Linked DNA regions of Homo sapiens: region 2 is linked to region 1. The links are chromatin loops, found by intact Hi-C in ENCODE. Cell type or tissue: adrenal gland. All regions are shown on one strand. Each heading gives the region's core, and the rest is flanking DNA. Links, peaks and the distances in the headings are about the cores only.

Region 1 (5,390 bases), core at 282-5,281:
GAGGTCAGGAGTTCGAGACCAGCCTGATCAACATGGTGAAACCACGTCTCTACTAAAAATACAAAAATTAGCTGGGCATGGTGGTGCGCACCTGTAGTCCCAGCTACTCAGGAGGCTGAGGCAGGAGAATCGTTTGAACCCAGGAGACAGAGGATGCAGTGAGCCGAGATCATGCCACTGCACTCCAACCTGGGTGACAGAGTGAGACTCCATCTTAAAAAAAAAAAGAAAAAAGAAAAGGGAGAGACACCAAGAATGTACAAACACAGAGAAAGGACCATGTGAAAACACAGCAAGAAGGAGGCCAGCTGCAAGCCAAGGACAGAGGCCTCAGGAGACAGCAACCCTGCTGGCACCCTGATCTTGGACTTTTGTTCTCCAGAACTGTGATAAATCAATTTCTGTTGTTTATGTTACAAGGTCTATGGTATTTTGTTATGGCAGCACCAGGAAAATAATATATTGAGCATTTCCCTGTAAATATTTTTAAATAATTTTATTTTTAATGACTGAAAATTCATCATTTTGATATAATTATGTAGCTAATCCTCTTTTTTGAAATATTTAGGTCATTCCCAATTTTTGCTATCATGAATAATGCTTTTAATATCCTTGTATGTTGGTAAATCATTTTTTAGATGCAAAATGCCCTCCAAAAAGACCATAGTATAAATTAATGGGAATAAATTATGGGAATTCTTCATACTATTTCTGCAACTTTTCTGGGTTAAAAATTACTTCAAAATAAAAATGAGAGAGAAGGCCAGGCGTGGTGCCTCACGCCTGTAATCCCAGCACTTTGGGAGGCCAAAGTGGGTGGGTCACCTGAGGTCAGGAGTTCGAGACCAGTCTGGCCAACATGGTGAAACCCCGTCTCTACTAAAAACACAAAAATTAGCCGGGCATGGTGGCGGGAGCCTGTAATTCCAGCTACCTGGGAGGCTGAGGCAGGAGAATCACTTGAATCCCGGAGGCGGAAGTTGCAGTGAGCTGAGACCATGCCATTGCACTCCAGCCTGGGCAATAAGAGCAAAACTCCATCTAAAAAAAAAAAAAGTGAAGAGAAATCTCATAACAAAGCTAGAATTCCACTAGAATATGTACATGAGTATTATCCTGCAGCCAATATTGTATAGGCACAGGACCAGAAAAGCCTTCTTGGAGATCAATATTCTGATTGCAAATACTGTCAATCCAACAGGGGACTCTAACAGGAATGCTTTCTCTTGGCAGGAATTTGACAATTTGGTGCACAGCTAAGGATGGGGAAGGAAGGAAATTTAGAAACATCTTTCTAAAAATTATTGGTCCTGCACAGAGAAGAATAAATGTGAGAATGGAGGTGGGATTCCTACCTTTGCTAGTCTCTCCTTGATTTTATAAGCAATGACTATCACACAGCTCCCTTATGCTCCTCATTTTAGTAAAATTTACCCTAGCTCTTACAATCAGGTGGTGCTTACAGGCTTTTCTATGACAATTCAATAACAGTCAAATATTTACTGAACACTTATACAGAGTTTTGTTGGGGGTTATAGAAATTAATGAGGATCGTTCTCTACCTTCTAGGTGGACACACTAGTGAGACAGACTCATAGAAAGGAAAACAATAAGCTATCATAAAAACTGAAGGAACTAAGCCTCACTGGTGGCTGGGAAGGCACTGAATATGCATTAAAGAGATCAGGGAAGCATTAATAGAGGAGGTAGTATTGAAGGATGAATAGGATATTGCTAAGCAGAGTCAAATGGAAAAGCTGCTAAAAGTACCTAACATCTGAAAAAGAATGACCAGGGTTCATGCATGAGATAGGGTGCATGGGGCATGCCATGGGATATGAAGCTGGGCATGGGAGCCAGTACTATGGATTTTGAATTATTAAAAGGACACCAATTTGCATTTTAAGATTACTGAGAAAATGTTAAGGGTAAAAGAGTAGAATGTGTATCTTGCCTGGTTCAAGGGTGACAGAGAAGGGTTTGCTCTATCCCCACTCTATCCCCATCTCCTAAAATTCAGTTCACAGGGACACTGTTGCACTCTGCAGAGCCAGAAAGAAAGATGTGTTAGTCACATACTGTAATACAAAGCTGTGATATGATGTGATCAGACAAAAGACTCCACACATTGCTGCTGAGTGCATGGCCGATGTGTTTAGTATTTGTCAATGCATGAAATAATGGTTCACTCTTCATTTGTGTTAAAGCATAATGCAGGTTCACTTGTGTTAAGGTTTAAGTATGCATCTGCCAATCACTGTGTGACCTTCTGGAAGTGACATACTCTCTGAGAACCTCAGTTGCTTTTTCTGTCAAATGTGGGTAATAAAAGCTACCTCATAAGGATTTTGTGAGCATTAAATGAGATCATGCACATGTAAGTGTTTGCTAGCTATAAAGCATGATATAAATGTTATTGTTACTAGGATAATTCGTGTGTGTGTGTGTGTGTGTGTGTGTGTGTAAAAATGACAGGGGGAGAAAATATTCTGTACTATTTTACCAGAAGGTGGCAGCATTTTGTTTGCTAGGCATTTCCTGCCTGTGTTACCTCTAACAGGTATTTTCTGGAGACTTCTTCAGGCAACCAAGGAAATCTCATGGGGAGGTATATGAGTTGAAGACCCTTATTCTTGTTTGTCTTATGTTGTTTTAAACTACAGGGAGATGAATATATAGAAAAGTTACAGGGAACAAAGTCTTCTTAGAAGCTCAATTAGGGGAAAATCATTTGCTCTCCTGCCCCACCACTGCAGCATAAGCCCTTCTCTGAGCCTCCCATTTGCTGGAGCCTTTTAAAATGCCTTTATTGTTGTCTGGTGTTTGAAGCAGAGATGTACATTTTGGATCTGATTAATGTTTTTGTTGGATTGTCTCTGTGTCTCCCACATGTTAATCCACATTACCATATTCAAACATGTGCATTAACTGAACACCTTCTAGCTGCAGAGATTCTGGATAAAATTACAAATCTGGTCATATTTTTCAGGATCTTACAGTAAGTCTTGTTAGGAAGATCAAGTATGAAACAACTTGAAAATGGTTACAAAATAACATATCAACATGAATAAGCAACAATACCATCAACTGAATTGGGGGTCCTGAAAATGCAAAAAAAAAAAAAAAAAGATCAGAGTGAGAGGAGGGTGGTGAGGTTTTCTGGAGGGAATATATTCTACTTATTATTTCACATCAAAATTTGTGATGTTTCATAACCTATTCCACCACACACACACCCAAAACACCCTATACCTCACCATTTTTAAAAGCCTTATTTATTTATATGTATGTTTATTAACATAATGTTTGAGTTTGTTAAAATATATTATTTCCTGTTACTTCTTATGGCAATATGACAATCTTCTGGATATATTGCAAAACTAAAGTTTCAGAGAACAGAGACTACATCTAACTAAATATCTTTGCAGTGTGTCTAGTGAAACTAAATAGGCTTGTGGCAAGTCATTTTAACCACCTTTTAAAAAAAATTGCTTTCCAGTACTCTACTTGGGGAACCAAAGTGTTCCCTAGACTTGGTTTTGCTTTCCGTCTTGACAGTGAGGATAATACAATAATGCTGGTGCTGTGATGAAACGTGTCCGCTATGAAGTACAGTCCAATTGATACTTATTGTTTTATCACATGTTGGGACAATAAAAGAAGATTTTTTAATTTAAGGAATTATTATTTACATGGTGACAAAAGGCTGTGAATCCAAAATCAACAGCATATCAGATCTGGTTTCACTAAGAAAAAGACCAGGACTCCACTTGGGATTCAATCTCTATGATCATCGCCTCCCTGGTAGGAGCTGGGAAAGTATCTAGGTCTACAAAACTTCCCCTGAAGCCCATGCAATTGACAGTTACCACTGCCACCATTTTCATTTCCAAATTTGTTTTAAAATGGATCTGATTTTTGCCCAACATCCACTTAAGTGCCCTGCTATCTCAGAGTAAGGAGCAAAGATTACACAGCTAACCCTTTCTTTTGTCTGTGAGAGCAAACAAATAATTAAACCATATTAAAATAAGGTAGTTCTAGACCTCCTGAGATATTTGGTAATGCATAACATGACTTGCGAAAGTCATTTTTTCCCCTGAATCTCATTTTACCCATCTATTAAAAGTGGGGGGTGAGGAGGGCTCAAGGATGGTGGCACGGATTAGCTCTAAGGGCCCTGCCAACTTTGACCTTCTGTGATTCTAAAAGAAGTCAAGTTTTGATAATTGCCTGGGATTCAGTATCAGGCCCCTGTAAGGAGCATCAAGAGTCTTTTAATGAAACTCATTTTGCTGTATGTATTTATAACAGCACTTGAATCGGGCTGGTTGAGTATTGGTCAATAATGGGGCCTAATATGAAAACGATCACCAGATCAATCCTTTCCCCTTCAGTTAGGAAGCATCATTCACTACCATTCAGGTAGTGAGAACACCATTTCGGAGCTGCCCAGGGTCTCCAACAAATGTGGAAAATGTGAACACTGCCTCTGATGATGAATGCCACAGATCTAAGAACATTTTTATCCATGAATCAGCAAAAAGAGCATTTGCCCTTAAGTAACAGAACTTAAATTTGAGACCTAGCTCTGGACCTAGCCCTCGCTCTAACCTGGTTTGAGTCCTCAAAGCCAAACTTCAGTTTATAATATTTAAAACTTAAGAATAATATCTAACTGCATGGCTGCAGTATTACTCAGCTGACATAATAAATGTAAATTTTTATAAAGATGTATCAATCAACATTAATTGAGAATCCACAACATGAAAGTTACATGGTTTTCAAGGAACTTTCAGGGTTTTTTTTGGGGGGATGAGGAGGGTGGCAGGCATGCAAACAAGTACCATTTTAAAAGATTAAAACTGGTAAGCCAGTAAGAGGAGTACAAAATGGCATGAGCAGAAATTTCATTCATGTAATTCACTACATTAACCAAAAAAAAAATAAGTTAAACTAAGGTAATCTCAACAGGAACCAAAATTAGTGCAGAAAAAAAAATTTTTGATAAAATTGAACAGCTATTCCTGATTGATTAAAAGCCAACAGAAAATTCCCATACTAGAAAGAGGCCCTGTACCAAGAACCTAAAGTAAATTTCATAATAACATTAGAAACATTTCCAGTTAGATACAAAATGAGTTAAAGATGCCCTCTACAATCACCACTCTTATTTGACATCATCCTAGAGATCTTATCCAGTAACAAGACAAAATAAAGGAACAAACAAATCTATTATTATGGCGAAAAAGCTGAGATATTTTTTCAGTTAATATGATCACCTATCTAGAAAATCCACAAGAATCAATTTTTTTAAGTATAAAGATTAGGAGTTCAGCAATGTAGTTAGATTGAAGATCAATAGCTTTCCTACACATTAGCAAAGCCAA
Region 2 (5,390 bases), core at 92-5,091, 530 kb before region 1:
GATTTTTGTGTTTTTATTACAGACAGGGTTTCACCATGTTGGCCAGGCTGGCCTTGAACTCCTGACCTCAAGTGATCTGTCCACCTTGACCTCCCAAAGTGCTGGGATTACAGGAGTGAGCCACTGTGCCTGGCTGAGATCTAGGTTTTTGACGGACAGAGAACTACAAAAAGAGCTTAAGACAGCTTGGTGTTCCAAAATTTAAGGAAAAAGTGTTTCAAGAAGAGAGTGATCAGTAGGGTCAAAGATCAAGTACCAGGAACTGCAAAGAGGAGAGCTTGAGATGTGGCCAACAGAAAGCTTGTGTTCCCTACTTTCCTTCCTTCACTACGGGTGGTGATGCCGGAGGCAGACATCTTATCTGTTTCTTTTTTATATGTAATTTTCTTTTTCTGATTATATAAAACTTGTTTCTGAAATTTGGAAAATATGGAAAATTAGTTAAAAAGAAGAAATGATGCATAGATAATCATTAAAACTTTTTTAGAATGAATTTCTCTATTCTTTATATAAACATGTATGCATATATGCACATATATACATGTCTGTATGTAGATTAGTTCCTGTTTACTCTCCTCCCTCCCCTCATCATTCAACCACCCACAAGGCCTTTCTATGTGCATTCAGGGTAAGGTTATAGCAGGAATGCAAAGAGAAAGAAATAAAACAATTATTAGCACTTAACTTTTCTAAATCGATTTTTGAAGTTTCTGGAAGAGACCTTACCCAGAGAAAAAGGATTTTGAATTTTAAAGTCTGACTTTTGTGTACAAAGGCTAAATTTTATTTTATAAATAATCGATTTTGGAAGAATGAATGATATAAGAGCTGGGATTTGATAAAATTCCACAGCTGAGCTAGGAGAGATTTGGTAAGTGTGACTGGATTTGGGTGCTGCTGTAAATCTCAGAGATGATCTCACACCTTGTGGAATGCTAGAAGTCCTAGAGTGGTGGGGATGGGAACCTCGAGTGGAGAAAAACTATACTGTGATTCCTGGGGAAACCTGAGAAGGCAGGGAAGGAGGTTCACAGAGGAGCCCCTCATGCCAGCCTGTTGCAGCGGCAGTGAGAAGAAATGGGCAAGGCCACACTCCCAATTGCCTGTGGCCCAGGAGCCTTGGGAAGGTGCTCCAGAGAGTCATTTGTCACCAGATGGTGAAGGGCTGAGATAAGGCTGAGATAAAAGTCCTGGTGGGACCACAGATGTGTGTCTCAGATGCTGCTAGCATAGTAGATACAAATTATATATATATATATATATGTATATATATATATATGTGTATATATATATATGTATATATATATATATGGCTGTGGTATTCGTTAAAGTTCATCTGTGGTATTCCTTAAAGTTTTATATATTAATCTGTGGTATTTCTTAAAGTTTTGGTCACACTGTTTAGAGTTTTGCTAAACATTATATCATGAACATTTAAACCATGTCGGTGATCTCGGCTCACTGCAAGCTCCACCTCCCAGACTCAAACCATCCTCCCACCTCAGCCCTTACTCCCCTCCCCCCAACCCCTGCCCCCCACCCCGAGTAACTGGGACCACAGGTGTGCACACCATGCCCAGCTAATTTTTGTAATTTTTTTTTTTTTTGTAAAGAAGGTGTTTCACCATATTGCGCAGGTTGGTCTCGAACTCCTGAGCTCAAGTGATCTGCCCAGTTCAGCCTCCCAAAGTGCTAGAATTACAGGCGTGAGTCACACTGCACCTGGCCTATACACATTTGTAAGGCTTCCTATTCACATGTCAAACTGCCCTCCTGCCCTTTACATTCCCATCAGCTGGTTCCATCACGTGCATGTACTAACGTCTTCAGGGACCACTCAGCGGTGCATAGTTTCTGGGTATATGAACAAACTGGAGTACGATTCTAGTAGATCAGAGGCTCTGAGAATGTCTCCACTCTTGTCCAGACCTTGAAACATCAAGTGACTGAAGCTTGCAGGCTGTCCTTTGCCACTAAACGCAGATTGAATGTTAAGACACTAGGGGGCAGAGGCGTCCCACTAAACCGAGGATGTTCTGTTCGTTTTTTAAACCTAAACTGGTTCATACCATCCATCTAGATCCAAATTCGCACATTGCTATCATGGAGTATTCAATTATTTTAACAAATTAATAAACAAAGGCAAGACTGCTGTAAGTTTAAAATAGGTAGTTCTCAATTACTGTAACAAACATTCTATTCCCACTGCTTTTTTAAAACCTGAACTTTTTATATTACAATAGTTTTAGAGTTACAGAAAAATTATGAAGATAGGATAGAGAGTTCCCATATACCCCAAACAAAGTCAGTTTCCCCTATTTTTTTAGACAGGGTCTTATTGTGTCCCCCAGATTGGAGTGCAGTGGCATGATCTCGGCTCACTGCAACCTCTGCCTCTGGAGCTCAGGCAATCCTCCCACTTTAGCCTCCCGAGTAGCTGGGACTACAGGCATGTGTTGCCTGGCTATTATTATTATTTTGTATGTTTTGTAGAGGCGGGGTTTTGCCATGTTGCTGAGGCTGGTCTTGAACTCCTGGCCCAAGCCATCTGCCTGCTTGGGCGGCTTCCTGTTTTGTTAACATCTTACATTAGTATGGTGCATTTATTACAACAAGTAAACCAAGACTGATGTGTTAGTATTAACTAAAGTCTAAAGTCCATAACTCAGTTTTCTTTAGTTTTACCTAACGTCCTTTTTATTATTATTATTATTTTATTTCACAGGCCTAATGTCCTTTTCATGTACCAGGATTCCATTCAAGATACCACATTAGATTGATGCGTTATGTCTCCTTAGGCTCACCTAGACCATGACATTTCCTCAGATTCTCCTTGTTTGTGCCGACCTTGACAGCTTTGAGGGGTATTACGTGTTTTATAAAATGCCCTTCAATTGGGGTTTGTCTGATGTTTTTCTCATGGATAGACAGGAGTTGTAGGTTTTTGGGAGGAAGACTGTAAGAGGTAAAGTGCCATGCTTATCACACCATGTTGTCAGCATGACATATCAATTTTGAAATTAACCTTCATCACCTGACTGAGCAATATTTGGTAGGTTTCTCCACTGTAAAGTTACTTCCTCCTCACCCCTCATACTGTACACTGTGGAAGGAAGTCACTACCAGCAGCCAATGTTAAGGAGTGAATAGTTATGTAGCCCTTTCTGAGGAGCCCTGTGTGCATAAGTTATCTGGAATTCTGTACGGAAGATTTATCTATTCTCCCCATTTATTTATTCAATTGTTTATTTGTATCTCTCTTTGAACTCATGGATATTTCTTTTTTTTTTTTTGAGACAAGGTCTTGCTTTGTCACCCAGGCTGGAGTGCAGTAACGCAATCTCGGCTCACTGGCAACCTCCACCTCCCAGGTTCAAACAATTCTCCTGCCTCAGCCTCTTGAATAGGTGGGATCACAGGCCCACGCCACCATGCCCGGCTAATTTTTGTATTTTTAGTAGAGACGGGGTTTTGCCATGTTGGCCAGGCTGGTTTCGAACTCCTGACCTCAGTTGACCCACCCGCCTTGGCTTCCCAAAGTGCTGGGATTACAGGCATGAGCTACCACACCTGGCCAGATACTTATTTTCTACTTTGCTTTTACAACCATGTCTGGCCAAATTTTACACCCCTTTAATAATAATAATAGCTACCAATTATTGGGAATTTATATATACACTGTGCTAAGCATTGTATATATGTCATCTCATTTAATATTAGCAACCATCCTCATGGGAGATATTATTATCCTTTGGTCCCATATGATGAGCCTGAAGCTTGTAGAGATAAATAATTTCCCCTGACCACACAACTGGTACACAGGATGCAAGCTCTGGTCTGTGAGAATTCAGAGCCTGTGGGTTTCACCGCTATGACACTGCCTCCCTGCTTTACTCAAGAATAGGATATGCTAAGAGGCTGAGTTTAATTGTATGAGGAAAAAATAAAGATAAAGACTGTGGTGGTATTAGGCCTCTATTCCAGTCCTTTATCCTTCCCTTCTGTTCACTGTCACCCTGATAGTTTCCCCTTCTGATTTGTCAATGATAAAATAAAAAATTCAATAAAAATGCATTGAGATTTTGCTAGTATATAATTTATAATTAGCATGTCATACATGGTTCTAATGATAAATAATTAAGAAATAAAATACTTTTCCTGACAAGAAATAACCTATAAATCATGTTAAGACATAGGAAAACAACAATTTAGGCATATATTATGTGGCTTACTAAGCAAACATATTTTTTTGAGACAGAGTCTCAATCTATTGCCCAGGCTTGAGTGCAGTGGTGCAATTACACAATCACAGCTCACTGCAGCCTCGACCTCCTGGGCTCAAGCAATCCTCCCAGCTCAGTCTCCTGAGTAGCCGGAATTACAGGTGTGTGCCACCACGCCTGGCTAATTTTTAATTTTTTTGTTTTGTTTTGTTTTAGATAGAAGGTCTTGCTTTGTTGCCCAGGCTTTTCTCAGACTCCTGGGCTCAAGTGATCCTCCTGCCTCAGCCTCCCAAAGTGCTGGGATTACAGGCATGAGCCACCGCACCCTGCTGGCAAAGCATATTTGTATGCGTAATTTTTAAAAAATAAACTCTCCATTTTTGAATAGTTTTAGGTTTATTGAAAGATTGTGATGATAGCATAGAGAGTTCTCATATACCCCGCACCCGATTTCCCTCATTGTTAATATCTTACATTAATATGGTTTATTTATCACAATTAAGTAACCAGTACTGGCTGGGTGAAGTGGTTCATACCTGTAATCCCAGCACTTTGGGAGCCTGCGGTGGGAGGATTGCTTGAGCTCAGGAGTTCAAGACCAGCTTGGAAACGTAGCAAGACCCTGTCAGCACACACACAAAATTTTTTTTTTAATTAGCTGAGCGTGGTGGCGTGCATCTGTCGTTCCAGTTACTTGGGAGGCTGAGATGGGAGGACTGCTTGAGCCCGGGAGGTTGAGGATGCAGTGAGCTATTGTTGCCTGGGTGACAGAGCGAGACCCTCTCTCAAAACAAAAAACAAAAAACAAAAACAAAAACAACAACAAAAAAACCAAACCAAAACAAAAACCCAATACTGCTATGTTGCTATTAACTAGAGTTGATAATTTATTCAAAATTCCTTAGTTTTTATCTGATGCTTTTTATCCTGTCCAGGATCTCACCCAGGATACTAAGTTGCATTTAGTTGTCATTTCTCCTTAGGCTCATCTTGGCTGTGACAGTTTCTCAAACTTCTTTTGTTTTTGATGACCTTGTCAATTTTAAGGACTACTAGACTGGTATTTTGTACCACGTCCCTTTATTGGGATTTGTCGAACATTTTTCTCACTATTAGACTAGAATTCTGGGCTTTTGGGAAGAAGTGCACAGAGGCAAAATGCCATTC

Evidence for each region. A loop is a pair of places that touch in the nucleus more often than their neighbours do. Peaks named below come from ENCODE experiments on the same cell type or tissue, not always from the same donor. Only the 100,000 strongest peaks of a DNase experiment are listed, where the experiment ranks them.
Region 2: it touches region 1 in a loop (4-fold over the local background); 44 of 110 quality-filtered maps call a loop at or near these places.

Annotation. Positions count from the first base shown.
Region 1 is chr3:193,038,403-193,043,792 of GRCh38, reverse strand. No RefSeq gene overlaps it. Among named protein-coding and RNA genes, the nearest start is that of MB21D2, 120 kb to the right of the region's middle. In adrenal gland, for the core only: a CTCF peak has its summit at 2,489 (motif pointing right); no DNase peak of the experiment used is centred there.
Region 2 is chr3:193,569,182-193,574,571 of GRCh38, reverse strand. It overlaps a transcript of ATP13A4 not described here. Among named protein-coding and RNA genes, the nearest start is that of ATP13A4, 17 kb to the right of the region's middle. In adrenal gland, for the core only: a CTCF peak has its summit at 2,001 (motif pointing right); a DNase peak (open chromatin) is centred at 1,861.